6 separate regions of the Homo sapiens genome follow, and regions 1, 2, 3, 5 and 6 are each linked to region 4. The links are chromatin loops, found by intact Hi-C in ENCODE. Cell type or tissue: endothelial cell of umbilical vein. All regions are shown on one strand. Region 1 has its middle 25 kb from the start of EXOC6. Region 2 overlaps EXOC6 (exocyst complex component 6). Region 3 has its middle 32 kb from the start of EXOC6. Region 4 holds the start of HHEX (hematopoietically expressed homeobox). Region 5 overlaps EXOC6 (exocyst complex component 6). Region 6 has its middle 8.8 kb from the start of EXOC6.

Region 1 (5,000 bases), 130 kb after region 4:
TAAGGGAGAATTGTTTGAACCTGGGAGGTGGAGATTGCAGTGAGCCGAGATCGCCTCACTGCACTCCAGCCCGGGTGACAGTGTGAGACTCTGCCTTAAAAAAAAAGAAAGAAAGAAATACCTGAAAGCTGGGCATGGTGATTCACGCCTTAATTCGAACAGTTTGAGAGGCTGAGACAGGCAGATCACTTGAGGTCAGGAGTTTGAGACCAGCCTGGCCAATATGGCAAAACCCCATCTCTACTAAAAATACAAAAATTAGCTGGGCATGGTGGCAGGTGCCTGTAATTCCAGCTATTTGGGAGGCCGAGGCACAAGAATTGCCTGAACCTGAAAGGTGGAGTTGCAGTGAGCTGAGATCATGCCATTGTACTCCAGCCTGGGTGGCAGAGTGAGACTCTGTCTCAAAACAAAAAACAAAAAACAAAAAAAATACCCAAGGCTGGGTAATGTATAAAGTAAAGAGGTTGAATTGGCTCATGGTTTTGCAGGCTGTACAGGAAGCATGGCAGCATGGCGGGGCTTCTGCTCAGCTTGTTGGGAGGCCTCAGGATGCTTACAATCAGAAGGTGAAGGGAAGAAGGCATCTCACATGGTGGCAGCAGGAGCAAGTCCAGGAGGTGCCACACTCTTTTAAAAAACCAGATCTCATCAGAACTTACTTACTATGGTGAGGACAGCACCAGGCTATGAGAGATCTGTCCCCATGACCCAAACACCTCCCACCAGGCCCCAGCTTGAACACTGGGGATTATATTTCCACCCGAGATTTGGGTGGGGACAAATATCCAAACTGTATCAGCCTGTATTTACCATCCCTCCAAAACCTGTTATTGCACATATATTTAAAAATAAAGTTCAGGACAAAATATTTCCTGAGATTATACTCAGTTAATGAAGACAATTAGGTTTGCAATTAGCTAACTCTTAGTTAAATATATTTAACATCACTTATAGAAGAAAAGAACCCCAAACACATACAAATAAATCAGATTAGGCTTTGTCTTTTGATTAATGTTTTTTTCACCGAACAGGAAAATACTCATTAACAAAAGTTTCGAGAACAATAAAGCAACTGGAGGTTATTAATATGAAAATATTGTCGATTGTTCCTCCGTAGAAATCTCCCTGGACAGCCCACTTCCTGAAAAATGACTCAGCAAAAACTCCCAGAGAAGAGTTGTTCATACTTCATACAATTGTTCAGGCCAGAGCTTATTTCTTATCTATAAAGTCCCCTTGTGATGGATGATTCATGATTCTTTTCATTTATGGGCTTTGAATGCAAACTATTTCTTAATGTAAACAAATGGCTTCAGTATTTAAAGCAAAATATTTCCGTTTGTTTAGTACTATTTCCTATTTTATGCCTGAAACTGTGTTTTTGAAGGAATTGTTTGGTTTCAAAAGAGGGAAAGGGAATGATTGTTTAGAAGAATGTGTGCAAAGGGGCGTGCCTTTGTCATGGGCAGCCTTTGAGATCTGCCTGGAGTCAGAGGGGGCGTGTGGTAGCATGGCCCAAAGAAGCTGGTGTCATGAATTCTGCCTGTAAAAGTTCCAGTTTCCTGTGGGAGAAAAGGGTATCTGACAGGTCTTGAAGTATGCCTTTAAATTCTCTATTCGTTGAAGAGATGCAAACTAGGTGAATGGAAGAGAAATGACACATAGAACAGTTGCTAAAGATACTAGAGAGAAGAGAGCAAGATCTTTAGTGATTTCTTTTCTCTTTTCTTTTCTTTTTTCTTTTTTTTTTGAGACAGAGTTTCACTCTCATTGCCCAGGCTAGAGTACAGTGGCGCGATCTCAGCTCATTGCAACCTCCGGCTCTGGGGTTCAGGCGATTCTCCTGCCTCAGCCTCCCAAGTAACTGGGACTACAGGCGCCCGCCACCATGCCCAGCTAATTTTTTGTATTTTCAGTGAAGACGGGTTTCACCATGTTGGCCAGGATGGTCTCTACCTCTTGACCTCGTGATCTGCCCACCTCGGCCTCCCAGAGTGCTGGAATTATAGGCTTGAGCCACCGTGCCTGGCCGATCTTTAGTGATTTCTAATGACATTTTACAATTGTCAGTATAAAAAAATAGAATGAAAACGTGCAAGAGCATGAGACAGTTTCAATGACGTATGTGCCAAAAATTGACCACTAGGTAGCACCATAATCTAGCTCTACGACTCTAGCACTGTGTTGATTCTGTATTGGCCAGGATGCAAACGTTTTAAGATTTATGTCTGAGAAAAGACCAACAAAAGCAGCTGTAAATTATTCAATCAGAAGACCCTAACGTAACAAACTGAAGAGGTATAAGGTTTACCAAGTATTTATTTGGTGAAGTTTCTACTATAGCAATTATTTTTATTCAGAACCCAGAGAAACGAAGATGGAAGAGATTTTGAGCCTTCTCTTAAAAAAACACCTAGATTTGCATGAAGATAAAGAAAAAGAGGCCGGGCGCGGTGGCTCACGCCTGTAATCCCAGCACTTTGGGAGGCCGAGGCGGGTGGATCATGAGGTCAGGAGATCGAGACCATCCTGGCTAACAAGGTGAAACCCCGTCTCTACTAAAAATACAAAAAATTAGCCGGGCGCGGTGGCGGGCGCCTGTAGTCCCAGCTACTCGGGAGGCTGAGGCAGGAGAATGGCGTGAACCCGGGAAGCGGAGCTTGCAGTGAGCCGAGATTGCGCCACTGCAGTCCGCAGTCCGGCCTGGGCGACAGAGCGAGACTCCGTCTCAAAAAAAAAAAAAAAAAAAAAAAAAGAAAAAGAAAAAGAATAATTATAGTTAATTAAAACAATTAGTCTAGAATTTCCTTGTCAAATTAGAAAAACACCAGTTTAATGAAGTAGTAAACATTCCTCATACTTGTTTTGAGTAGAACAGTTGCTAAAGATACTAGAGAGAAGACGGCAAGATCTTTAGTGATTTCTTTTCTCTTTTCTTCTTTTTTTTTTGAGACGGAGTTCCGCTCTTGTTGCCTAGGCTAGAGTACTCATACTTGTTTTGATTCATCAGTGTCTTTATCATTCCTACTTAAGTCTTCCATTCACTTGGAAGTACTTCCATTCAGTACATGCCCACTACATACCTAACATCATCTAGATGCCTTGAATCTAAAGAAGCATGAGGCACATGCCTTGCCTTTGCATAGCACATGGCCCAGCAAGGTGGACAAATATATAACAAAACAACAGTATTAAGGGATAAGAACTTCAGTAAAGACATGTTCAAAAGATTTATGGGAGATAGCAGCAAATTACAAAATAAGTGGCATTTGAACAAAGTCTTGTAAGATAATGGTAATAACTGACACTTATTGATGCTCATTATGTGTCAAACCCTCTCCTAAATACTTTACCTAACAAATGCTTAGAAGTCGTGTAATCATCACAACCACCATTTGAGGAAGGTGACACTATTATTATCCCCCTGTTAGAGACAGGAAAACTAGTTTGGGAAATGCATTCTAGATAAAGGAAGTAACACGTATAAAGGCTCAGAAATGTACAAAACCATGGCATGTTCCAAGGAGCAGGTGGATTAGACCAGTAGTAACATTCTAATATTCATAGAAATACCATGACCTCTAGGATTTTATAAACAGAAAAATGAGGTAAGTCGTATCAGAGATTTTGAATAGATTTTTTAAAACTTTTTTAATTTAAAAATTTAATTTTTAATTTATTTTAAAAAAGTTTTTTTGTAGAGATGGGGTCTAGCTATGTTGCCCAGGCCAGTCTCAAACTCCTGGCCTCAAGCGATCCTTCTGACTGGCCCCACAAAGTGCTGAGATTACAGGCATGAGCCACTGTGCCCAGCCAACTATTTTCCTATTACTTAGAAATTTTATTATTTAAGGAATAGTAGGAATATAATTTACTGAGAAATCACAGATCCGTTGAAAGATCAAACCATTTTTGTTATGAAATATTATATCCTGAATTTTTAAAAGATGATATGGAAAATATATAATGGCTCTGTAGAATCACAATTTTTAATGCCACAGATTTTTCTTAAAATGCTAACTTTCTAGCCGGGTGTGGTGGCTCATGTGTCTAATCCCAGCAATTTGGGAGGCTGAAGAGGGCGGATCACCTGAGGTCAGGAGTTCAAGACCAGCCTGGCCAACATGGAGAAACCCCATCTCTACTACAAATTAAAAAATTAGCTGGGTGTGGTGGTGGGTGCCTGTAATTCCAGCTACTCCAGAACCTGAGGCAGGAGAATTGCTTGAACCCAGGAGGCCGAGGTTGTAATAAGCTGAGGTCGTGCCACTGCACTCCAGTCTGGGCGACAAGAACGAAACTGTCTCAAAACACAAAACACAAAACTAACTTTTTAATAACAAACTGTTTTATTGTAACTCTGCTGAAAATAACAATGCTATAGTTTTAGAACTTAACTGAATATCTTGAAAGATTTCCTAATGTTGAAATACTACTACTGATACAATGAAAACAACTTTTAACTATTTTATTTTAGATAGCATTTGCAAGACAAACTCTGTGATATCATAATTAAATATTTATTGGTTGCTCTTTACTTACAAACCACTCTGTTCCTGTGTCCAGATTATTTGTTAGGCAAATATTTATCGAACACCTATGTTGTGCCAGCCATGGTGTTAGCTTCTGTAGGAGCAAAACAACAATAAGGGCCCAACTCTCTGCTTACCTATCTGTCTCCACCCTTTTCTCAGGCAAGCAGCCCCATGCTCACCACCCTGGCCATACTTTCACTTCCCTGGCCATGTCCTCTCTCCACATTAGCGGTCCCTGTTCCCACCAACTTCTTTGCATAGGACTTGCCTATGAGTTTTTTCACCACCCTGGAATATCCAAATGGTATCCACTTTCCAGTTCACAGTTCCAATGACCCCTCCTCTGGATACTCTTCTTCTCTTCTAAGCCCCTCTGTTTTTAAAAAATCATGGTAACCATTTTTCAGCGTACAGATCAGTAGTGTTAAGGATATTCACATTGTCATGCAACAGATCTCCAGA
Region 2 (5,000 bases), 180 kb after region 4:
ATCTGCTGACCTCGTGATCCAACCACCTTGGCCTCCCAAAGTGCTAGGATTACAGGTGTGAGCCACCATGCCCAGCTGATGTTATCTATTTTTAAAAGTTTCTCAGAATTACCCCTGTGAAAATCAATGGATCTGGTGCTTTTGGTAGAGGAGTCTTTTAACTCTTTTCTCTGTTTCTTTTGTGATAATTGGTCTGTTTTAGACTTTCTCTCTTGAGGGTCAATAAATTGTGTTCTTTTGAAAAATTATCATTTCTTCAAGTTTATCAAATTTATTTGAGTAGACTTGTGTAATGTTACTAAAAATAAGATTTCAGCCTAGCACGGTGACTCATGCCTATAATCCCAGCGCTTTGGGAGGCTGAGGTGGGAGGATCACTTGAGCCCAGGAGTTTGAGACCAGCCTGCGTGACATAGGGAGACCCAGTATCTACAACAAACAAAAACCAGATTAGCTGGACACCTGTGGTCTTAGCTAATTGGGAGGCTGAGGTGGGAGGTTGGGGCTGGAGTGAGCTGTGATTGTGTTCCTGCACTCCTGCCTGGGTGACAGAACAAGACCCTGTCTCAAAAAAAAAAAAAAAAAAAAATCATAGGCCAGTTGCAGTGGCTCACGCCTGTAATCCCAGCACTTTGGGAGGCCAAGGCTGGAGGATCACTTGAGTCTAGGAGATCGAGACCAGCCTGGCCAACGTGATGAAACCCTGTCTCTACTAAAAATACAAAAATTAGCTGGGCGTGGTGGTGCATGCCTGTAATCCCAGCTACTCAGGAGGCTGAGGCAGGAGAATCGGTTTGAACCAGGGAGTCAGAGGTTGCAGTGAGCTGAAATTGTGCCACTGTACTCCAGCCTGGGTGACAGAGTGAGATTCCGTCTAAAAAAAATAAATAAAATAATAAAATAATAATTTCTTCTCTTTCAATGGTTATATCCCACTTGTCAGTCCTAATTTTAGTATTTTTTGTATTTAAATTTAAATTTTGTGTATTTGTAATTTCAGTCATTGTTTTCCCCTTTTGTTTGGTTAACTAGTGGTTTGCCTGTTTTGTTGATTTTTTTAAAAAACCTGTTTAGTAGTTCCATACATTTTCTGTTTTCTAACTCATTCCTTTCTGCTTTTATTTTTAATGATTCTTTCCATTTCTTTTATTCTTTTCCTAGCTTTTTGCATTTTGTACGTAATTCATTTATTGACGTTATTATTTAATGCTGTTCTTCTTCACTGATGATTGCTCTAGGTGTATTCTACATGTTCTGATATATCTTCCTTATTGCTCTTTTAAAGCAATTCTGCTGTATTTATTTCCCCTTTGATCCAAAAGTTTTTTTATATTATGTGTTTTTTATAACTTTCCAAGTATGGAGAGTCTTTTTTATTTGTTAAATTTTGCTACTAATTTCTACTTTTATTACATTATAGTTAGATCAATCTGTTTTTATTCTATTCTTTCAAATTAATTGAGGTTTTATTAGTGGCTTAATATATGGTTAGTTTTCATGAGTATTCTATGTGGTCTTCAAAGTGTATGGTTTTTTATTAGGCTTCACAGTTTTATACACATACATGCCTTATTAATTAAGTTCATTATATCTTCTAAAGCCTCATGTTATTTTTCACCTGATCATTCTTGGATTGAGAGAGATATGTTAAAGTCCCCTTTTATTAACTTGTTTCTCTTTTTTGTTGCATCTCCTTTAGTTTCTGTTCGATGAGATTGGTTTTGAATTTTTGGGTATATAAATATTAATGTTACATCTTTATTTTGAAAAATAAAGATATTTATAGACTTTATAGTCTTTAGCATTGTAAATCATAAGTGAATTATAAATGCACAAATAATAAGTGTAAAGCTCAATTAATTTTATGTTTTGTTTTCTATGATTGAGTAGTATTCTTTTTGTTTTGCTGTGAAGTCAGCCCTTCAGTGAATTTCTTCTTAACTGTAGATTAAGATTCCTGTAAAAGACTTGGGTTGAGTATATAGTTCATCTCTTAAGCTATTACGCAAAGTGCACATTAGATCTGCTGTAGTCAGTCTGATATTTTTGTTTAATTTTCTGAAGTTTTCTGGGAAAGCAGTCTATATTTGCATTCATTAATCTACTTGTTTAAACTTTTTGAATTAAAATTTATTTTCGCAATTCATTTTATCCTAGAGGACAAATACAATTAAATATAGTGGGTGTTTTCATCTCTCATTTTTTGCATTTTACCAAATGCCCAAAAGTCAACAGGAAGAGATACCTCTTTGGTCAGGAATGTAAAAACAGGAAGGAGGAAGTCTATTGCAAATCTGTGCTGGCTGATTATGAATTCAGGTTTCACCATGGAGGATGTTCATTAATGATCATCAGTGTGCTGTGCTGTTATTCAAAATTACAGTGAGTATTAATGTCAGTAATACAGAATGTCAACACTAGTTATAGGAGGCAATGTTAACTAACACACGACACTAGACTTTTTTCTGTGCGTGGAAACAGGATACTATTTGTGAGAACAAGTCAAGTAAAATTCAACATCAGAAATATACAGAAAATCGTTCTTCATTTTTATGCTTTTGCTTGCTCTTGATGCTTTGAAGGGTCATATAATCCTTTAAGATATGAATGTATCTTTTAAGAAACATATTAAAGTATATCAATTCTGTCATTACAAATTCTTTGACAGAATCTCTTCAAATAAATTAGAGGAAGCATCTGGGCATTATTTTATAAAGCATTTTACGAGCACATATAGCAAACTAGATGAAATATTTCATGGAAAAACACATAGAACGTGAGTTTTATGTAAACAAGAAATATTTTTCAGTATTCCGTGGTGAAAGAAATTGGATTCTGGGCCAGGCACGGTGGCTCATGCCTGTAATACCAGCACTTTGGGAGGCCGAGGTGGGCAGATCACTTGAGGTCAGGAGTTTGAGACCAGCCTGGCCAACATGGTGAAACCCCATTTCTACTAAAATATAAAAAAAATTAGCCAGGTGTGTTGGTACATGCTTGTAATCCCAGCTACTTGGGAGGCTGAGGCAGGAGAATTGCTTGAACCGGGGAGGCAGAGGTTGCAGTGAGCTGGGATTGCACCATTGCACTTCAGCCTAGGCGACAGAGCAAGACCATGTCACAGAAAAAAAAAAAAAGAAAGAAAAAAGGAAAAAAGAAATTTGGATTCTATGTATATACATTTTTTTCCTCTTTAGTTGCTAGAAACTCTCAGTTACTCTGTAGCTACAGGCTATAGCATTGGTTTGAATACCAAGCAGCAGTATTTTAGGATACTTACCTTAACTTCAGTTTTTTACTTAGCAGTACAATATTGTTGGTGTTGTGAAAAAACTAAAAGTGTGTAAAATTTATATGGCATATCATCATCATCATCAGCCTGGTGACCTCTTTGACATGCTGTTTTCATCAGGAGTCTAGTAACGTAAACCATGTCTTGACCCTTATTTCTGGATTATTATGTGGTAGGGCTTCCCATTCTTTATATTGTGACACAAACAGAAAATTAGATTGAGAGCTAAGATGATCAATATTGTGGTATTCCCATAACTTATTCATTTGGGAAGATATGCTCTAATGTGCTAGTCAGATGAAGGTGTCTGTAAACCTTTTTTAATTGTAAGAAATGTGTGTGTGTGTGTGCACCCCCACACATGCACACCCATGTGAGCATCTTTGTCCAGGATTTAAAAAAAATTTGTAGTTGTGGGTAATCAAACCAACTTGAGTTAGCTTAAGAAAAAATGAAAAAATAAATGGTGAAAGTTACTGAGGTATTTTATAAAAATCTTAGGGCAGCCAAACTTTTTGAAAGACTGGAACAAAGAAGTGGACAACCATCTTTCTTTCTATTTCTCCTTGATGACTTTGTCTTCATCCTTTTGTGAAGTCTGACTTTCTCTGCTTCTCTCTGTACTTGGTGGAGGATGACCACCTATAGCTTTTATATGTTAGGCACATACCTGACTATCTGAATTCCAGTTAATTTAAAATTCCTGAGAGTGTATCAGATTGTACACCCCTGTTGCAGTGTACTTTGAAAGAGGCTATGCAGCTTGTCCAACCTTGTCAATGGGTAGCAGTTCTCAGAGGGAAGGTAGGTATTATAGCTGTGTTTGTGCACTTTCCTAGGGAGAACTATAACTTTGATTATAATTAGAGAGGAGAGTCATGCTATCCCCAGGCACAGCCTAAATAAAGATTAAGAATCACTGTATGGGAATTACAGTGAAATTCCCAGTAACAACAGATATCTTTCATATCAGTTAAACTGTTTGAATTATGCACAATGCCATGTTCTTTCCTGTCTGTCTTTACCCGTAATTGAATACCCTCCTCCTCCTTTCTCTACCAATTCAAATATTACCTATTATTGAATTCTCCTATTTCCTCCACGAAATTTTTCCATCTTAGAATACTGCATTCTACATGGATACACACACAAATATATTTTATATGTCTGGATTCTTATAGCATGGACTTTGAAAATGCTACACAGCATTATTTTGTTGTTTGTAAATGTATGTCTTTGTGTATGAATAAGTATGTTTTGAATATAGCCCTAATTAGATTGCCCCTGAGACCTGTGATTTCATACATATCTCATGAATTCCTACTGTGTTACATAACAGAATGCCATGAGTACAACAGACTTAGTAAATCATTTTGGACTGAATTAATGAAAAACACAAACTTTCTTTATAGAAAAACTTAAAAAATATAGAAGAATAGAGAGCAGAAAAAAATCACTTTTATTCCCACTAAAGGATAATCATTGTTGACATTAATTTGAGTTTTTCTATGTAAAGTGGACATGTACTAAATATTGAATATTTATTGAGCAAAGTTATGTTATTCAACATATTAAATGATTACTATTAAATAGTTTTTAAGTGAAGCAGTGACTATAATATATAGAAATTTTCATCCCTTTTTTATCAAAATAAAAATACAATTTTTTGATTATAAAAATAGTAAATATTCATTAAAAAAATTTCAGA
Region 3 (5,000 bases), 120 kb after region 4:
CTCTTCCTTCTCTTCTGTTTCCGTGGAAGAACTCTCCATGCTCTTTTTAAAGACCATCACTTCCACTTACACACTAGAACCCTACCCCCTTCCCTCCCTTGCCTACAAAGTCAAGGACAGTGCTGCAGGCAATCCTCCCTTCACTCCCCTGCATTGTCACTTTCTGCCTTTTTTCCCAGTACCATATAAGCATCTCTCATCATAAAAAAAAATCTCATCTCTTGGTCCCACTTTCCCTTCTAGCTTACTACACACCCCAACCCCCATTTCTCTCTTTCCTTTTATAGCAAAATTCCGCAAAATAGTTGTATCTACTTGTTATCTCCAATTCTCCTCTTATTTCTTCTCCTTTTACCCCCACCACCCACTGAAATTACTCTTAAAAGGCAAACGTAGCAAATGTAGTGGTCTTATTTGACCTATCAGCAGCATTTAAAACAGTGACTCCCTGCTCATAAAGACTTCTTCCACATGGCTTCCACCACACTCCTGGTTTTCCTTCCACCTCACTGCTTCTCATCTTCTTGTCGGGTTCTTTCAGTTTTCCTGGGCTGTCTGTGCCCTAAATGAGAACATGCATTCCTGTTCTCCCGCTTAGCCAGCTTATGGTTAACACTGCCTGCTGGTTAACACTTAGCCATCCACAACAGTGGAGTGCCCCAGGGCTTATTGTTTGGAGCTCTTCCGTTTTTCATCTGCACATACTACTTTAATGATTTCATTCAGTCTCAGGGATTTAAATACTATCTATGTATTGCTTGCTTCTAAATGTATATATCTCCAGTTTGTACCACCTCCTTGTGCTCCAGACTCTATGTCCACCTTCCAACTCAACGTCTCCATTTGAATGTCTAATAAACATCTGAGCCTCTGATCTCCTTCCACTCCCATTCTGAACCTGCTCCTCCCACCGTGTTCTCTTTTTCTCAGTAAGTGAACAACTCTATTCTTCCAGCTGCTTAAACAATAACAAAAAAATTTGGTGTCACCCTGGATTTCTCTTTCTCTCAGACCTCGCATTCTAATCCATTAGCAAATCCTGTTGGCTCTACCTTCAAAACATATTCAGAATCTGACCACCTTTCCCCATGTCCATCACTACCACCCTGGTCCAAATCCCCTTCTAGCTGGTCTCCCTGATCTGGCTACCTCTGATAAATAGCAGACATGAGATTCAGACCCAATTATTCTTCTATTTTGAAGACTTTGATCTTTTATGTGGGCTTTTCTGTCCCTCTGCTTCATCTTTTATGGTTGCAATTGTGGATACCTCCCCTATATCCATTCCCCCATTCTTTCTTCTTTAGACCAGATAAAGACTATCTTTCCCAACATCATGTGCAGGTAGGTTTGGCCATGTGACTAAGCCCTGACCAATGAGATAAAAGCAGAAGTAGCCGGATTGAACTTCCCGGAAAACCCTTATGTAAGGGGGACACACAGCTGGTCCACATCCTTTTTGTCCTTCCCCAGCCTCCTTCCTGCTGCCTGGACTGGGGGCTTGGTGGCTGGATCTGCAGCAGTGTTTTTGTATCCTGAGATGACCTTGAGAATGGAAGTCACTTGCTAAAGCTAGAAAGCAGAAAAGTAGAAGCAGTCTGGGTGTCTGATGACTTTGTGGAGCTACCATACCAGGTTTAGACTGCCCTAGTCCTTATCTGGACTCTTTTGCATGAGAAACTTAATAATATAATTTGCATTAAATATAAGGTATGGCTTACAAAATAACGAGACTGAGTCCATAGGTTTTCACCAAAGGTAAGCTCCATTACTTTAAGACTCTAAATAAAGGTTAAAGCAGTTACTACTCTCAATTCCTTCCACTGAAACATCATCTTAAGACAAATTTCTGTATAATACAAACTTTGGATCTTTATGAATATTTAAACATTACAAACTCTTCCAAAAGAAAAGGAGAATAATGGGATTGTCCACTGTGTCAGAATTTGACTAATATGATGTTGATGCCTTATAAATGACTTCAAAAAATGTATGGTCCTGATCTTTCCTGTTATTGAGATAAAGTTTTAAACCTCCAAATCACAAACCTGCCTCCAAGGATATAAATTGCAAGCCTAGTTAAGCAGAGAGAGAAACAGTTGAGTCTTATTTACCAGTATGGAAAGCTGGTTGGGAGGTGGTTTGTACTGTGTTGGGTCCCTCTTGAGATTTAGGCCATGGATCTGGTCATAATTCATCTTTAAGATGAATTCTGATTGATGGAAAGAACATATTCCTTCAAGTGTTGTCTCTTTCACTTACTAGACAAGTCATTTAACCTCTGAGAGTCTTAGTATTTTTAAAAAATTGATAGAATGGAAATAATACCAAAACCAGCTATTCCATAGGGCTGTTGAAATAAAATGAGGGCATATATGCAAAAGTACCTAGTTCATAGTAGTCACTCAATAAATATTTGTTCATTCATCTTGATAATATGTTGCATTTCATAAATGCTTTAGAATTTTTGAAATGCTTTCACATACTGTACAAGTTATTGTCAAAATACCAAGCACTGATCAACACTTCCTCTAGGGGCTTTTGGATGTATTTTAATTGTTTTAGGATGTGACCAACTTTGTGGAGCCGAGTTAGTTGGCTTCATTATTCCCCTGCAACATTTCCTTTGCACTCATTGATTTCCATGGCTACATGATGATTACTTCCTGAGAAACAAAGGAACACATGTGTTTGGAAGTCAAAAGGAAGCATACAGATCACCTATTGAACCATAACCCTGTAAAATGTGGTATAAATGGAAACTTTTCTTTTTATCATAGTGTGTTTGAAATGAAGGAATTCACATTAGTCATTCTCTCAGTTTCTACTCTACAATAGCTGTCCTTGTAAGGGGCCAGATTGTGTCAGGCCTTATAAACCAAATTAACTCCAAAAATTTTGTAAGATAAACTATTTACAACATCAAAATTTCTGAGTGGTGACCAATCCAGAAAAGTGACAGTAGGCAATGGGAAATTTGAAGACAAAGAATGGGTGGAGGAAGAAATAAATCACCACTCAAGCATACTGGTTCCATTTTACTACCTTATGAGTTATTGACTACTTTATTAATTATTTACTACATTGATTAATTATTCCAGCAAACATTTATTGAAAACTTTTCTGTAGGAGGTCCTGTACTAAGTGCTCTGAGAACTACAGAAGTGAATAACACCCAAAAGTGGTCTTCAAAGAATTCAGTTTAATATTGGAAATAAAGCATATATGTCCTATCCAAATTATGTCCTATGAGATGTACCATTCAGGACCTAGAGTGGTTTTGAAGAGGGGGCTGTCTGTGTTGAATCTTGAAGAACATATAGAAATCTGTTTACCAGGTAGACAGACGGAAGTGCATTCCAGATGAAAGGAACAGCATCTACAAATGCCCAGAGGTACCCAGGTCAGAGCTAATGAAGAAGAGCTAGGTAGAGATTGACCTGGAGAGAAAGAGCAGGTTGGGAATACCTGTGTGGGGATATTATCATTATTAGTAGGTGGGTGTTTGATGCATGGAAATTGACTTACAGTGGGAGGAGAGGGAAGTTAATGAGTTCAATTTTGGACATGATGATGGGATAGGATATTCTGGTGGAGATGTAATGTAGGTGTTAAAAATGAAGTTTGGCGCTTAGGGGAGAAGTGCAGTTGGAGATCTAGATTTGAGACTCATCAACACACAAGTGGAAGATGAACACACAGGACCCTAAAGTAAGAGGAAGGGAGAGTTGAGGACAGAATCATGGGAAACAACTACATTTAGAAGACAAACAGATGAAAAGGAACTTGGAAAGGAGGCTGAGAATGAGAAGCCGGGGGATATGAATAAAGACCACAAGAAAATAGCAGCTTCCCCCTTTATCCATGGTACAGTCCTTCTTTAGTGATGATTGGGGAATGTTGAAGCAGAATAGGAAACACTAAAGGAGTGTTTAATCCAGTCCTTTTTATTTGCATTACTTTCCTAGGAGTCAAGGCTCATTTTTCTTCGCCCCATGAATAAGCTCCAGGAGCCTGGGCAGACCAAATAGGCGGTTATTCCTGGGTTGCATGCCGGATGGAAAGTTCTAGGAGTCAGGTCAAAAGGGATGGTCCTGGATTGTGAAGCACCAATGAGCCAGGGAGGCCTATCACATAGTGGTTCTGAGCTCTAGAGTTAGGCAGATCTGTGTTCAGATCCTGACTCTAAGGTCCAGAGATGGATTCTTGCAGTAGGTGTGCAAGCCACCCTGGGTATAGGGTGCACATTCTCAGTCCAAGACCTCACGCCCCCGACAAGTTAATTTGGAATAAAAAAGAAATTTCTCCACTGACCTGTTGGCTTCTCAAAGGCTTGGCACATGGAAGGTCCTTAAATCTATAGTCTTTGTAAAATGATGAATGAGCACATAACAAACTTAAGAACAGTACATTGGAAATAACTTTATAATAAACAGGTGAACATTGTGGTCACCTAGCATTTTCATGGGCAACTTATCTTTTGGAAACTGATCATTGAACATCAGAGAAATATCCACATGTGTCCATTTGAAAAGATGTAGAGGAACAATCCTTTTCACCAGACCAAAAAATAGAAATCAGTTAATTAAAATAATTATCTTCAGTGGTACATAATAACTTTCCTCATTATGGCATAATACTAACGCTTCTATAGGGTTAATTACTTTCCTGGCACTATTCTGAAGACCTTATTTTCATTACTTAATTTAATCTCCCAACAAACTTATGAGACAGGAGCTTGTCTATTACGTAGAGAAGAAAACTCCGGGTATAGAAAAGTACCCAAGGCCACATCACTAATAAATAGCAGAGGTAGGATTTGAACCCAAGCAGTCTGACTCTAGAGTCTTTGAATATAACTGCTACACTACACAGAAGCCTCCCTTGATTCTGAGACCTGACCACATAGCTGGACCCATTTTGTTCATCACCTGGTATGGAAGGAAAGCTACATTGTGATGTGAAATGAGGCTTTCTCATCACGGCTTCTATGGGGGCAG
Region 4 (5,000 bases):
GCAGGAGGGCGTCAATCAAGAAAATGCCCCCTTGCCCCGGAGGCGAGTGGAGCCGCACAGAGCCGAGGCCATACGGGCCAGCAGTACGGACTGCTTCAATAGAAAACACGTGCAAAACCAGAGAGCCAGACTGCGCACAGCTGCGACCCTCAAGAGCCAGCAGAAAAGACACGGAGCGGCCCCCACTGGATTGAAGACTGCACAGCCTCTGCCCGGCGCTGTAGGACCCGGGCCTCCCCTTGATTGCTGCTCGCAGCGGCTTCTGCCAGCATCCTCGCGGAAGTGGCTTGAGTCCGAGGCCTCCAAATGAAACCAGGTGGAGCGGCCAAGAGTCCGCAGCACCTGAACTCCAGCCATCCGAATCCCGCCGGGCCGCAGCTAAGGGCCGCCGAGCAGCCCTAGGAACCCAGGGCACTGTCCCGCTCTGAGCTCGGGAAACGGCCGGTGTGACAGCCAGCGCCACTGTTAATCCAGGGAGCGCACCCACCGAGGAGGCGTCTTAGGCCAGCGGCCTCTGCTCCCGCCGAGTCCCGCTGCTCCCCGCCTGGAAACAGCTGCTGCCACCCCGGGCCCAGGCCTGGACGGCGCCCCCGAATTTCGGCAGAGGTGCCTCGGGGCCGCGGACAGGGCCGCTGGAGCCCGCACTCCAGAAGGCGGTCTTCCTCGCGCCTCCCCCGACGGACGCGGCCCAGGGCTTCCCTCGAGGGCGTCCTCGGCCGGGGTGCCTGGAGTCCCCAGGGGCGACAGCCGCGGCGGGGCACCAGGGCGCCAGTTCCCCGGAGCCTGGTAGCAAGCGCGTCCCGGGGGCGGGGAGCTTGGCCGGCGGGGCGGGCCGGGGTGGGGGCGGGCGGCTGCTCTTGGGGCCCCGCGCCATTGGCCGCAGGGCCCGGCGGCAGGAAGGGGCCAGCGAGCGCGGCCCCACCCCGCGGCCGGCGGAGCCTATCGCCGGGAGCGCGGAGCGCGGATAAATGTAGCGCCGCGGCGCGGGCCAGCAGCTCTGCGAGGGGCCGGAGCGCGGCGGAGCCATGCAGTACCCGCACCCCGGGCCGGCGGCGGGCGCCGTGGGGGTGCCGCTGTACGCGCCCACGCCGCTGCTGCAACCCGCACACCCGACGCCCTTTTACATCGAGGACATCCTGGGCCGCGGGCCCGCCGCGCCCACGCCCGCCCCCACGCTGCCGTCCCCCAACTCCTCCTTCACCAGCCTCGTGTCCCCCTACCGGACCCCGGTGTACGAGCCCACGCCGATCCATCCAGCCTTCTCGCACCACTCCGCCGCCGCGCTGGCCGCTGCCTACGGACCCGGCGGCTTCGGGGGCCCTCTGTACCCCTTCCCGCGGACGGTGAACGACTACACGCACGCCCTGCTCCGCCACGACCCCCTGGGTAAGGCGGCCGGGCGAGGGTGGGGGCGAGGAAGCGCCACCCGGCAGGTGGCAGCGCCCGGGAGGCCGAGGGGGCGAAGGGGGCAGGCGGTAGACGGCTGTGGCAAAAGCGATGGAAAAGCAGCTGTCGGGCACGCGCGGGGACGGGAGGCGCGCGGCCGGGGCTGACCGCACCGTGACTCAGATTGGTTTTCCTGCACCTTGCAGGCGTCGGGGCGCGCGGGCCGGCGGTAGACCTCGCGGCGAGGGCAGCCGTGGACCGCGCGTGTTACCCGGGGTGGGGCTCCCTTAGCGGGAGGGACGGGGAAAGGGGCGTCGAGGCGCCCCTGGCCGGCCCCCGTGGGGCAGGGATCGCAGCCGGGCCCGGGTGGCTACGGGGCTGGACCTGGTTCAACAGGCTTGTGCAGTGAAAGAGCCTGACCCTTTCCGTTCATACAGGAAATCTTGAGTTCTCGATAGGAGTAAATCTGGTTTCAGAAGCTGTTAAGTGTTTTCCTGGCTGCATGAAGCAGACCCTTCCCCCGGAGTAGTGCACGCTGCTGATTATTTTATCGACATCCTCAATACAGACAAATTCAGGAAACACTCGACTTCTGATAGCCGGGATCCGTTTTTCTGATATTGTTCATTTCCTCTGTGTGGGATGTGACTTTATGGCAGCTAAAATAACCAGTTGCTTCCTATTTTTTTTCGAGGCTGTTTTGCACCAGTCTGAAGCCTGACGCAAGCAAAATCTCGAAAAAACAATGCTAGCTTTCAAAGCGTTGAGGTGCAGGCCTGCAGACGGACGGACGGACCGACCGACACTACTTTGGGAGTAGGAAGCAGCAGCTCCTGGTCGCCAGTTAGGAAGGGAAGCAGGGACACATAGGGCATATATTCCAGAACTTCGGGGCTTGTCCCCTCAATGTGCGGCCTAACAAATAAGCCGCCCGTGGTCCGCGCTGTGGGTGACCCTTGGCGCCTTCGAGGTCTGGAGCCCTAGGGTAAATAAGGAAACGGGGCGCCTCTAGAGTTTTAAATGAACTCTGTTATTGGAAGCTTCAGTAGGGACCCTGAAAACAATTAACGTCTTAATTAGCATTTTAATGTCTCCATTATTACGGCGCGGGCTCTAGCTCAGCCCTTTACCTTACCTTCTCACCGTTAACAGGGGAGGGGGATTGTATTTTTAGTTCATCTTTTTATGTTTTTGAGTTGTTATCCTGTCTGTCTGATTCCAGCCTCGAGGGTTTGATGATGCGGCCCGAGCCTGGCTGTGGTCGCCTGTCGGGGCTGGAGCGGGACCCTCAGCCGGGCCGGGCCTGGGGGCTAACGTTTTCACAGTGCGCCCTGAGTTTCCTTGGGTTACTGCTGGGACCGCGCAGGAGGAAGCAAAGAGTTTTTCGAGCTAGACCAACAGGAAACACATTGACGGAAATGTTGCCATAGCCCATGGGGTGGCTTTAACTGGCCGCCCCCGCGGGCTGGGTGTGAAATCAGAGGAGGCCGCGGCTCCCCCGGCCAGGATTGGAGGCTCCTCGCGCAACCTAATGCGGGTGTCCGGGCCCGAGCGCTTCCCGCGCAGCCAGGCCTTGTCGGTGCAGCAGCCCCGCTCCTCCCCAACACGCACACACCCGGTGTTCGCAAGTGCGGCTCACCAAGGGAGATCCAAGGGGGCAAAAAGTTATGTATAAATCCGAGAGCCACTGGGGAAAGAGGGTCGTGGTATTGTAAGCCCAGCCGGTAGTGCCCATTCTTTTTGGGGTTAAAGGTATGTCTGGATTTAGTTCTAGGTGTGACGGCTGTGTGTCTGTCTGTGTGTGTACAAGGCTGTGTGCATCTGCGGTGTCAGTGTGTGACTTTGGGTATGTTTGTGTGTCGGTGGGAACGTGTTAGGTCCACGTGCCGGTGGGTGTATGTGAATGTGTCTGGTTGGGTGGCCTCCTGGCCTACCTTTGTCATCCCTGGGGCCCGACAGCTCTGGGGTCTGGCCAGGCCGCTCCAGGGCAGTGGGTGAGCGCCGCTCTTCCCGCTCGCAGGCAAACCTCTACTCTGGAGCCCCTTCTTGCAGAGGCCTCTGCATAAAAGGAAAGGCGGCCAGGTGAGATTCTCCAACGACCAGACCATCGAGCTGGAGAAGAAATTCGAGACGCAGAAATATCTCTCTCCGCCCGAGAGGAAGCGTCTGGCCAAGATGCTGCAGCTCAGCGAGAGACAGGTGAGCTCGCGGGGGGCCTGGGGCCGCCTCCGGGGAAGGGAAGGCTTCTGGGGTAGGGGTCGCCGGGCCACCGAGAGAGAGGCGAGGAGCCACCCTGCCCTCTGGCACGTCCCGACGCGGGCTCGTTGCAAGTTTTCTTTCTCTCTTTCCTGTAGGTCAAAACCTGGTTTCAGAATCGACGCGCTAAATGGAGGAGACTAAAACAGGTATGGACATGGTTCTGTTTCTATGGAAATAAATATTTTTATCACGTTATCTCAGTGCAAGGCTGTTATGGGTTGTATGCAAAAGTCATTTAAGAGACTATTTAACCTCTTCACCTTGATTAAAAAGACAAATAGTCCTGCTGAAATTCAGGATGAGTTGCTCAGGTGGCAGTAATGCTAAAAGCACCTAATGGGGTTCCTATATCAATTATGCTTGGGTTTTCACACACTGGCTAGTAAAACTCCCAGCTAATTGTTTTATAAATCCCATATGTTGTTTATCTAATTAACGCAGGAAAGATAAAGTAATTGACAGTAAATGACTTAAGCAGTTATCTTTGGGAGAAAATTGTTTCTTTTATTTACACAGCCATAATAAAACCAGGCAGAACTCAAGGGTAAATATAAAGAAACAAACACCTTTAAGTCTTGTTTGCACTGTTTTTTAGAAGAATTAAATGTCAGGGAGTTTAAAAATTATTTTCTATCTAATGCCAGCTCTTAAAATGAAATATAAAACTTGTAAGAAAATATTCAAGCCTGTTTGGAAAGTAGCTTAAACTTTCTGACAGTCTTTCTTCCAGTGACCTTGTTTCGCAATATGTGATAAAAAGTAAAGGCTAATTTAGTTTTTAAAAGAAGGTCTATTGACTTAAAGCTAAACATTCATTTTTGATGTCCTAATCTGGATATACTCTCCAAAGTTATCTGATAATTGCTGAATTGTTCACTTGTCATTGTATATACGGTTTATAATAAATACTTTGAAACAATGAGTGGAGAAATTTAAAGCAAAGTGGATTTTAAAATTTATTGATCATTACTTTTTCATTAAAAAGAAAGTGTCCCAAAGAATATTTTGAAATAGAAAATAAAATTCCCATAACTTCATTACTGTAATGTGATTTAAATATTTGCAGATCCACTCTCAATTTCTGACCGTGTGCATCTATTTGTTGAGACTATAAGGCTTGCAACTATATAACAAATAGATGTTGTAATATTTCTATGTAGTATTTATATGCATTTTAGACAAGTATAGGATTAAAAATTCACTAGCTTATATACTTAATAGTTCTTGGTCAAAGGCTTGACTCTAGTTTACCAGAGACCTTAAAAATAGTGGTTTCTATGTAATATGGGGATATTTCCCAGAAATTTGCCCCAGATTTTAAGTAAATTGTAGCTAATTGTCTACCTTCTCAGTTG
Region 5 (5,000 bases), 190 kb after region 4:
GATGGTGAGGTGACTGCTGATCTTGAGTCTCAGCTACTTGATTTTCCTTATCCTCTTCATTGTAGTTCTTTCTAGGTCGTCTTTGGCGAGAAAGGTCCCTGTGGACATCTCTTTTTGGTAATGATGCCAAGCAGGCACATGAAGGTCCAAGACAGAAAAAAGGGCAAAAGAAGACAGCAAAAAAAGGAACCTTAATCTTGATCCTAGGACTTTATAGGCTCCCCTTTTTCCCATGATTCTTCCCTTAGGGTGGACTTTCCGCATGCCCAGTGCCCTCCTTACCCTTTGGAATTGAGCACACACAGTGTGTTTAGGGAGTGATACGCGTGCCCATCTGATGTTTTCTTTCCTTTTTTGGTGGAGTGCGCCCCTGGAAGATCATACTTTACCATTTTTGTCTCTTATCACACATGCATGCCCAGGAAGTTGCTTCTTCCTGGGGGTGCCAAATTATCATTTTTAGAGAGATAATGCGATAATTGTCAAACTGTCACCTGACATTTCTGGTGGGTGGCGGGGAGAGCCCTCTCCTGCCCTGCCCATGCCTATCTACCTGTAACAATGACAAATGTGTTGTTTTTTTAAGCCAGGTTTTTCTCAATCTACCTTAAAGGTTTTAAAATTGGTTTATACCTAGTCAAGTTGAGATTTTTAAGAACTTCATTTTTAATTTGTAATAAGAGCTTATCACTTTTTTCCAAAGAAATCAACAAACTGAGGCCACTTGTTAAAAAAGGTCTTTAAAAATATGTATGTATTTCAGGGGGTTCTTTGTTTCAAAGTTAGAATTAAATATATTTGCAGATGGCTTTCATTTTTAAAATTTTCTGCAGTTTAGTAAAGTTGTTGCTTCCACCTCAGGATATACTTTATACAATGTTGTCTTTTCCAGGACTGCCAAAAATTATCTTTTTAAGCATTAACTTTGCTTAATGTTTTCCCCCTATAAAATGCTAATGTTATTATATAGTTTAGAAGTAGATTAAAAGGCTCATAGAGGCCAGTTGTGGTTGTTCACACCTGTAATCCCAGCACTTTGGAAGGCTGAGACTGGAGGACCCCTCAAGACTAGCCTGGGCAACGTAGGGAGACTGTGTCTCTACAGAATTTTAAGAAAATTAGCTGGGCATGGTGGTGCACGCCTGTGGTCATAGCTACTGGAGAGGCTGAGGTGAGAGGATCACTTGAGCCTGAGGTCGAACCTGTAGTGAGCTGTGATCACACCACTGCACTCCAGCCTGGGAAACAGAGTGAGACTCTGTCTCTAAAAGAGAAAAAAAAGCTCATAGGTCTGTTAGAAATTTTAGGTTATTTTTCATTCAGTAATTTCAGTATTATCCTCATATATGACATCTAACATGAATAAATCATAAAAAATCATCCTTTGTAGATTTTCAAATGCTGATGAAGAAGACAAGTAAAATATGTTTTTGTTTGTATTTGATTGATATTCAATTCCTTATAGATCTTATCCATCAGTACTGATTTCCCATCAGTTTTCAATATATGTAACTTTTATATATTTATTGCAAATTCAAACACTGATTTTAAGATGTTCTTTAGTAAAATTATTATATGTGTTCTTTCAATATTTGAATGCCTGTTGTATGTCAGGCACTCTGTAATGTATAAAAGTTTATCCTGTGCTGTGTTGTTTATACTTACCCATAGGAGCCTGGAATTGCCAGATAATTTTTGTGCTGTTTATGATTCTGTTCTGCTATTTTTTTTAAAACAGTTATATTAAAGCAATAGGTAACAGGGTAAAACCACTTCAAAAAATAGGGAAATCTTATTTTTATTTTTATTTCATAATACTTAGTTGTTGATTAGGTCGAGTATGAGATTCACATCATATTTTGATGTGGTACTAAATGAAAATACAGTCATCCCAGTTTTTGTGGGGATTTGCTTCCGGGAACCGGTGTGGATACCTAAATCCATGGATGTTGAAATCTCTTATATAAAATGGTGTAGTATTTACATATAACCTATGCACATACTCCCATGTACTTTGTCATCTCTAGATTACGTATAATACCTAATAACAATGTAAATGCCATGTAAATAGTGGTTTACTGTATTGGATAGGGAATAATGGCAAGAACAAAAGTCCATGCATGTTTAGTATAGACGCAACCACCCATTTTTTTTTTCCTTGAATATTTTCCATCTGTGGCTGGTTGAATCCAGGGATACGGAACCCCCAGATACAGAGGGCCGACTGTACTTGGATTTCTAGAGGTTACTTTTTGGTAAAGGGTGCCCTCTAGTGAGCCTGTTCTTTTTATTAAGATTTGTAATTTATATCCTCACAGCACTTGTGAATTGAATGTAGAAATAGAAGACACCTTCAGTTCTCAAGGAACTTAGAAGATAAAATATACACCAAGTAGTGGGAGAGTAAATTTGATGTACATATTAATAAAAGATAGTGTAATATAAACCTTGTGTTAAAAAAAATGGGAAAATTTCTGGTAATGGGAAGGTTATCCAGTATAGCTATTTATGAAATTAACATTAAGGAACTGTCTTGAGCTGAAATTTGAAGGAAGTTTAAAATTAGTATTGAAGCATATGGAGGGGGAAGGGCATCCAGGGGTAGAAAATAAGTTTAGGACAGCACCAAAAAGGACTAGTGCCAAAAGGGAAAAAAATGGAGAAAAAAGGAATTATCCTGGGAAATATTTTAAGTTTAATACTATTTTAAATATTTTATGCAAATTTCCAAGTAACTTGTATTCTACATGAAAACTTTTTGTTTTTCTTTAGGAATTCAGGAAAGACTTGGCTGGGCAGTTGTAGGTTGGGGTCTCGTATGTGGTTGTAGTCAAATGGATATTGGTTGCTGTCAGCTACCTGCTGGGGCTGAAGTAATCTGAAGTCTCAACTGGACTAGACAGCCAAGATGGCTCGCCCACATTGCTGGCAGTTGCTGTGGCTGTCATTTGGGAGTGGCTACATGTGGCCTTTCCAGCTTGTCATTTTTAGGATAGTCAGATTTCTTACATAGTGGATGGCTTTCTCCAGACTAAGTGTCTAAAGGAGGCAGGTAGATATTGCATGGCCTTTTCTAGTCTTTGAAGTCACATAGTGTCACTTCTGTCATATTCCATTGGTGAAAGTAGTCACAAGCCTGCCCAGATTAAAGGAAGGGAGTGTAGACCCTTCCTCTTATTGTAAGATGTGCAAAGAATTTTGGACCTATGTCATAATACTACTTCATTTACTTTCTTGCCTCTCTGAAGAATAGGTTCAGTGTAGATAAATTTTAATGATTTAAGGAATAATTGTGCTCTGTATTAAAGTTGCCTGTGTATATGCCTGTTTTCTGCACTTCATTTTCAGTTTCTATTGCTTGTGCACTTACACAATGCTTAATATTGGTAGAAGGAATCTTCCTTTTTCTTGACCTACGTATTATTTCCTTGGAGCTGTTGTGTTTCTGATTTGCTTCTGGATTGCAGAGTATCAGCGATATGGTTTGGCTGTGTCCCCACTCAAATCTCTTCTTAAATTATAGTTCCCATAATCCCCAATAGTCATGAGATGGACCAGGTGGAGATATTGAATCATGGGGGTGGTTTCTCCCATCCTGTTCTCCTGATAGTAAGTTCTCACGAGATCTGATGGTTTTATAAGGGGCATTCCTCTTTGCTTGGCTCTCATTCTTCTTCTCCCTGCTGCCATGTGAAGAAGAACACGTTGGCCTCTTCTTCCACCATGATTGTAAGTTCTCTGAGGCCTCCCAAGACATGTGGAACTGTGAGTCCATTAAACCTCTTTTTCTTTATCAATTACCCAGTCTCGAGTACGTCTTTATTAGCAGCATGAGGACAGACTAACACAATCAGAGAATGTTATGGGAAGGTTGTTATTCATGTCTGCTGTATTTGATAAAATGGTTGGGAAAATGTTAAGAGTACTGGATATGATACTTTTACATTGGTTTTTTTCTTGGTATTTCATATTGCTAACTAACTATAGTAGAAATATTTTATTCCAAGATTGAGTGGCTACTTTGAGCAAACCTTTTGTGCATTTAAGATAAGGAGGTGGTGGTTGGGCACAGTGGCTCACGGCTGTAATCCCAGCACTTTGGGAGGCCAAAGCAGGTGGATCATCTGAGGTCAGGAGTTCGAGACCAGCCTGGTCAACATGGTGAAACCCCATCTCTACTAAAAATACAAAAAATAGCCAGGCATGATGGCAGGTGCCTGTAATCCCAGCTATTTGGGAGGCTGAGGCAGGAGAATTGCTTGAACCTGGGAGGCAGAGGTTGCAGTGAGCCAAGATCGTGCCACTACACTCCAGCCTGGGCAACATGAGTGAGGCTCTGTCTCAAAAAAAAAAAAAAAAAAAATTGGGAGGTGGTGTCTTTGCTATTTGTTGTTTAAAAGAAAATAATTCCAAATCATGTGGCTTTATGAAAAAAGACCCCATCTCTCAAAGATAATTTATCTACTATCTTTAAATAATATTTTAGCCCATTGTTTCTCACATGGTTGTTACTGAAATTTTGGGTTTCTTAAGTATATCTGGAGGCTACTGAAGAGAGTTGCGGTGTTTCAAGTCTCACTTCAGACTCTAACTTCAGGGTTTCAAGTGGGTTATAAATTGATATTGCAGAGGCTGCTCCACTGAAAGATTAGATCAGATTCTCAATTTATATAACAAAGAATACAAAGATTTACTAGAAACAACATGGTCACTCAGGTAGGAACAAATAGAGTGTCTCAGTGTAGCTTCTCCTACTTTCCAGGATCCATACGAGAGGCACAGAAAACTGCTGATAACTTTATCTGGGCAATGTAGGGCAACGTTCTGCATCTCAGAAAGCTTACTATTTGCTATATAACTGCCCTTTCATAATTGGGGCCTATGTATGTCCTATTCTGAAAGAACTGTAACAATTCATGTGCTTCTGTTTAAATAAATGTTTTCAAATCTTGGCTTTAAATCAATTGTGAACTAATTTGTTGCAGGAGAATTTGGTGAAT
Region 6 (5,000 bases), 150 kb after region 4:
AAGAATGTGATTCATACGAGCTCATGGGCTAATGGTGACGAAAATACTTACCTTTCTAATAAAAGTGAAAAGAGGCAGTCCAGCAAGAATGTCATCATTTCAGCAAAGAAGAGAAGGAGGAGGAAGTATTTTAAAACGTCAAGCTCTGGCTACATGCAGTGGCTCATGCCTGTAATCCTAGCACTTTGGGAGGCTGAGGTGGGAGATCGCTTGAGGCCAGTTGAAGACCAGCTGAAGCAACATAGTGAGACCCTGTCCCTATAAAACACTTTTTAAAATTAGTTGGTGGCTTGTGCCTGTAGTCTCAGCTACTCGGGAGGCCAAAGGGGGAGGCTCACTTGAGCCCAGGAAGTCAAGACTGCGGCGAGCTGTGATCATGCCACTGCACCCCAGCCTGAGTGACAAGAGTAAGACCCTGTCTCCAAACACAAACCAAAACCAAAACCAAAAGAAAACTATAAGCTATAAGGGTTGAGAGGGTGGAAAAGGAGTTTGGCTGGAGGCAGCTGAAGGCCCTGCCTTGAGGCCCCGGAATGAACAGTGAGAGAAAGGTTAGGATACTGGGACTGGAAATGCAAGAGAGAAACATTCCCAGGGAAAAGCTTACACCTGGGAATTGAGGTAGAGAGAATACTGAAGCGTTTACCTACGTGTTTTTCCCTGTCACAGAAAAAAGGCATTGCTTTGGCAAATATTTTCTGCTGTAAAATCCTGAACTCTGTTAGCTTCCTTTCCCTGCCCACCTTGTTTTGCAGGTAGGCAACCTGAGGTGGCCTATTTGAGGTCAGAGTTCATATCTGGGCCAGGTGGAGTTTGCTCCCCTAAAAAGGTGAGCTCAGAGAGCTCAGTGACTCAGGACTCAAGAGATGGTTTCTACCAGTGTAATTCAAGGGTAACTGAACGGCACTTCTTTTGCAGAGCATTCAAACCTTCCCGCATACTCATTCCCACACATCATCTGGGAAAACAAGTCTCCTCTGTCTCAGACGTCATGAGTGGGTTGTGGCGACCAAGAGTCATTGTCAATGGCCTATAATGCCTTTCACCCCACCAGGCTGTGTTCTTCCCACCTCCTGACTTTATACATGGCTACTCCCAGGACAAGCTTCTTCCAGATGGTCCAGCTCGTTTCCTGCCTGACTTTCCCAATGAGCCCTTGTGTTGGCTCCTTTGGCCCTCTTTTTGAAAGAGTGGACAAGAATCAGATGATTCTGAGGTCTTGCATTTGTTTTCATTTTGTGTGTGAAATGGTGTTTAAGGCCCATAGCATTAAGTTTGAAGGAAAGATAGTTTCAGGAGAGAGCTGAGACTCTATACTTTTCCCAAGGTTTATTTGCATTGCCAATGAAACATCCATTAAAGCCATCTCAGCCAACTATAGAGTTTGAATTGGGGAAGAAAATACCACGGTGGAAAAGTAGAATTTGATGTTAGCCATGCAGATGGCGACTGAACTTAAGAAAAAAGGGAGAAATGTAAAGGAAGGCCTACTGTCAGTGCCTGTGTTGTCCCAGCATGGTTTAGCTTTGGCCATTCAAAATCCCCTACCTAGGCCAGGCACGGTGGCTCACACCTGTAATCCCAGCACTTTGGGAGGCTAAGGCCAGCTCACTTGAGGTCAAGAGTTCAAGACCAGCCTGACCAACATGGCAAAACCTCATCTCTACTGAAAAATACAAAAATTAGCCAGTCGTAGTGGTGCACGTCTGTAGTCCCAGCTACTTGGGAGGCTGAAGCGGGAGAATCACTTGAACCTGGGAGGCGGAGGTTGCTGTAAGCCGAGATCGGGCCACTGCACTCTGGCCCGGGCGACAGAGTGAGACTCCTCTAAAAAAAAAAAAAATCCCCTAGCTTGCAGAATATTGGTAGGCTGAAACTTACGGGCAGGTAAAGTCTGCAACTAGTTTTGCTGCCCTAATCTTTTTGCCCTGGGCATCATTGTTTTCATTGCTTGCAACCACAGGCTAATTTCCACTGGATGTTCTCATTCTGTTTAGGTTTCCTGATTTTCACTGTAGCCTCTCCATCTGGTGTAGATGTGCCTGGCTCCTTGCCAGCTCCTTCCGCTAGGGGGCGTGACTGTCCCTGGGAGACTTAATGGCTGTCCGGGGCCATGTTCGAGGAAACAACATTAGTCCCTGTTTTACTCAGTATTATCAAATTCCTTGCACAAGGATGGTCAATAGGTTTCAAGTAGCATATCGATTCAATGCATTGGGAATGGTTGCCTGAATCTTCATATTGAGGATGATCCTGATAAATTAGTGACGGTAGTATGGTCCTAGGATAGGGTAGTAGCAGTGTTCATAACATTTATTTACCATATTCACACTAGAACTTCCTGCTGTCAGGCATCACCCATCAGACCTGCTCCCCTGGATACTGACTCAGACCTGGATGTAGCCTGGGGCTCGTGATGCCCCTTGGGGTCCTGCAGGTGTGTTGTTAGCCCCTTAGAACAGGTCCTGAGGTCACAATGTCTGAACCGACTTGGGTTCAGAAGTCACAGCATGTTTTGTGGCTGTAGCTGAGCCTGAGATGATAAAATCATGGACACATTGTAGGGTACTGCAAAGTTAGTGGGAGGTAGAAAGGTGGGGGGCTGTGGGGCGGGGGTGGATGTCTAAAGAAGGCCCTGCAGAGGGCTGGGAAAAATAGGAGGAAAAGGGAATTGTACAAGATGACGTACCAGAAGAAATTTTTGTAATTGTTTTATGATAACATAATTGTTTTACACTTGTATTCACAGACTCTCTCAGGCACTTTTCCAAAAGCTGACCATGAAGTTTTATCAGTTTAAGAGCAAACAGGATATCATATTTCTTTGACTTTAATGTTTTTAGGAATAAAGATAACGTGCTTTTAGGAAAGGAAAGAAAACATTAAAAAAAAAAACCCTAAACTGTATATACTATAAAATCTTAGAATGACATACTAAAACAAAAAATAAGTAGTTAAATTTAACTGTGGATGTTCTAGAATGTTCTTGCTATTTATATCTTTATAAATGTAAGATTTGTATTAAATCTTATTTTATCAAGTATATTCATTAAGATCAAAGGTCTAGATTTTAATCTGGACTGAACATTTACTACTTGTATGATTTTGGCCTTAGTTTCTGAAACTATAAAGTGGGGATTATGATAAAACCTATCTCAAATAATTAGTGTCTATAGGGTGCTTAGCATAATAGTTGGCTGGCACAGAGTAAATAATAAATATTAGTGTTGACTATTATTGTCTAGTTTCCATTTGGGATGGATATTCTAGTATGACTTAATAAATACATACTTTAGAGTCCTGAAGTAAACAATCATGCATAACACCTTGAAATTCTGAGCAGGTGTGAAATATTGAGTTATGTAAATTTTTTAAAACTTTTTTTAATTTGACAAATAATAATCGCATATATTTAGAGTGTAGAACTTTTTTTTTTTTTTGAGACAGGGTCTGTCTCTTGTCAGTCAGGCTTGAATACAGTGGCACAGTCTTGGCTCAAGTGGCCTCTTGGGCTCAAGCAATCCACCCATCTCAGCCTCTTGAGTAGCTGGAACCACAGGTGTGTGCCACCATGCCTGGCTAGTTTTTGTATTTTTTGTAGAGACGAGGTTTCGCCATGTTGTCCAGGCTGGTCTTGAACTTCTGAACTCCAGAAATCCGCCTGCCTTGGCCTCCCAAAGTGCTGGGATTACAGGTGTGTGCCACCATACCCAGCCTATTTATAGGGTATAACGTGACGTTTCACTGTCTGTTTACAGTGTAGAATGATTAAATCAAGCTAATTATTATATCTATCACCTTACATACTTTTTGTGGTGAGAACACTTAAAATCTACTTTGAGCAATTTTGAAATACGCAGTATATTATTATTATTAATTATAGCCACCATTCTGTGCAGTAGATCACCAAAGCTTATTTCTCCCGTCCAGCTGAAACTTTGATTAACATCTTTGATTAACATCTTTCCTTTTCCCATCTATGTCTCTCCTCAGCCTCTGGTAACTACCATTCAACTCTCGACTTCTCTGAGTTCAACTTTTTTAGATTCTACATATAAGTGAGATCATGCAGTATTTGCATTTCTGTGCCTGGCTTACAGTAATGTAAATTTTATTTTGGTTGCATTATATGCAGGGGAGAGAGGTGTCAATTTGAAAAATCACATTCACTAATGCTTATATTTTATACTAATGCAATATCATGACCTGATTTAATCTCTAATGAGAATAGTATAGCGTTCTACATAAAAATGGAGTCCAGAGAAATTGTTCAGAAATAAATTTGGGCCTAACTGTGACAGAGGCTTGCTGCATCTGTTGCACCTCCAAAAAGCCTGGAATGTCTTATGAGACTCGGCTATACAGTTACCCAATTTTTGCTGGACATTTAAGTGATATCATTAGCTATGTGATGTTTATTGCAACACTAGATAAAACTTTAAAAACATTTTTATGTTTAGGAGCCAAATATTCCAACCAGGGGGACAGTTTTGCTTATTTAGTGGTTAAGTGAATGGGTTTTGGAACCAGAAGGATATGGGTTCAAATTCTGCCTTTATAATTACTAATAGAGCTGTTGAAAGGATTAGTTGAATTAGGCATGAAATGTATTAATGAAATGTAATGTCTCATAGCAAATGCTCATTCACTCATTCATTTAGTAAATAAATAATAATGGCACATTTACAATGTGACAGGCAGTGGTCTGGGTGCCGTTGATACAGCAAGATCAAGATCTGGAAAGTCCATGCTCACAGGGAGCTTGTATTTTAGTGAAAAGAGCCAGAAATACACCAAAAAAAAAAGTGTTAATAAGTGCTATGAAGAATAAAAACCAGGCCGGGTGCAGTGGCTCACGCCTGGAATCCCACCACTTTGGGAGGCCGAGGCAGGCAGATCATGAGGTTAGGAGTTCGAGACCAGCCTGGCCAACATGGTGAAACCCTGTCTCTACTAAAAATACAAAAATTAGCCGAGTGTGGTGGTGCACGCCTGTAATC

The links. A loop is a pair of places that touch in the nucleus more often than their neighbours do. Peaks named below come from ENCODE experiments on the same cell type or tissue, not always from the same donor. Only the 100,000 strongest peaks of a DNase experiment are listed, where the experiment ranks them.
Region 1: it touches region 4 in a loop (9-fold over the local background); 28 of 110 quality-filtered maps call a loop at or near these places.
Region 2: it touches region 4 in a loop (5-fold over the local background); 9 of 110 quality-filtered maps call a loop at or near these places.
Region 3: a loop joins it to region 4, with 9 times the contacts of the local background. A loop is called at or near these places in 25 of 110 quality-filtered maps.
Region 5: a loop joins it to region 4, with 8 times the contacts of the local background. A loop is called at or near these places in 9 of 110 quality-filtered maps.
Region 6: a loop joins it to region 4, with 7 times the contacts of the local background. A loop is called at or near these places in 31 of 110 quality-filtered maps.

What each region holds. Positions count from the first base shown.
Region 1 is chr10:92,821,013-92,826,012 of GRCh38, forward strand. No RefSeq gene overlaps it. Among named protein-coding and RNA genes, the nearest start is that of EXOC6, 25 kb to the right of the region's middle. RefSeq lists an enhancer at 1,100-1,394. In endothelial cell of umbilical vein, a CTCF peak has its summit at 2,123 (motif pointing right); DNase peaks (open chromatin) are centred at 1,299 and 2,159; H3K27ac peaks cover 2,294 bases.
Region 2 is chr10:92,870,931-92,875,930 of GRCh38, forward strand. The region is part of intron 1 of EXOC6 (exocyst complex component 6); the gene reads left to right. Among named protein-coding and RNA genes, the nearest start is that of EXOC6, 25 kb to the left of the region's middle. In endothelial cell of umbilical vein, no CTCF peak of the experiment used is centred here; a DNase peak (open chromatin) is centred at 2,311; H3K27ac peaks cover 2,952 bases.
Region 3 is chr10:92,813,605-92,818,604 of GRCh38, forward strand. No RefSeq gene overlaps it. Among named protein-coding and RNA genes, the nearest start is that of EXOC6, 32 kb to the right of the region's middle. In endothelial cell of umbilical vein, no CTCF peak of the experiment used is centred here; a DNase peak (open chromatin) is centred at 2,627; H3K27ac peaks cover 1,918 bases.
Region 4 is chr10:92,688,962-92,693,961 of GRCh38, forward strand. It overlaps HHEX (hematopoietically expressed homeobox), which reads left to right and starts at 994. Exons shown (of 4, transcript NM_002729.5): 1 at 994-1,386; 2 at 3,407-3,585; 3 at 3,741-3,791. The coding sequence starts at 1,026. RefSeq lists silencers at 485-724, 795-1,114, 1,535-1,614, 1,625-1,774 and an enhancer at 2,305-3,112. In endothelial cell of umbilical vein, a CTCF peak has its summit at 17 (motif pointing right); DNase peaks (open chromatin) are centred at 180, 910, 1,940 and 2,810; H3K4me3 peaks cover 4,786 bases; H3K27ac peaks cover 4,244 bases.
Region 5 is chr10:92,878,202-92,883,201 of GRCh38, forward strand. The region is part of intron 1 of EXOC6 (exocyst complex component 6); the gene reads left to right. Among named protein-coding and RNA genes, the nearest start is that of EXOC6, 32 kb to the left of the region's middle. In endothelial cell of umbilical vein, a CTCF peak has its summit at 2,264 (motif pointing left); a DNase peak (open chromatin) is centred at 2,260.
Region 6 is chr10:92,837,242-92,842,241 of GRCh38, forward strand. It overlaps a transcript of EXOC6 not described here. Among named protein-coding and RNA genes, the nearest start is that of EXOC6, 8.8 kb to the right of the region's middle. In endothelial cell of umbilical vein, a CTCF peak has its summit at 2,094 (motif pointing right); DNase peaks (open chromatin) are centred at 2,070, 2,310 and 2,530; H3K27ac peaks cover 3,539 bases.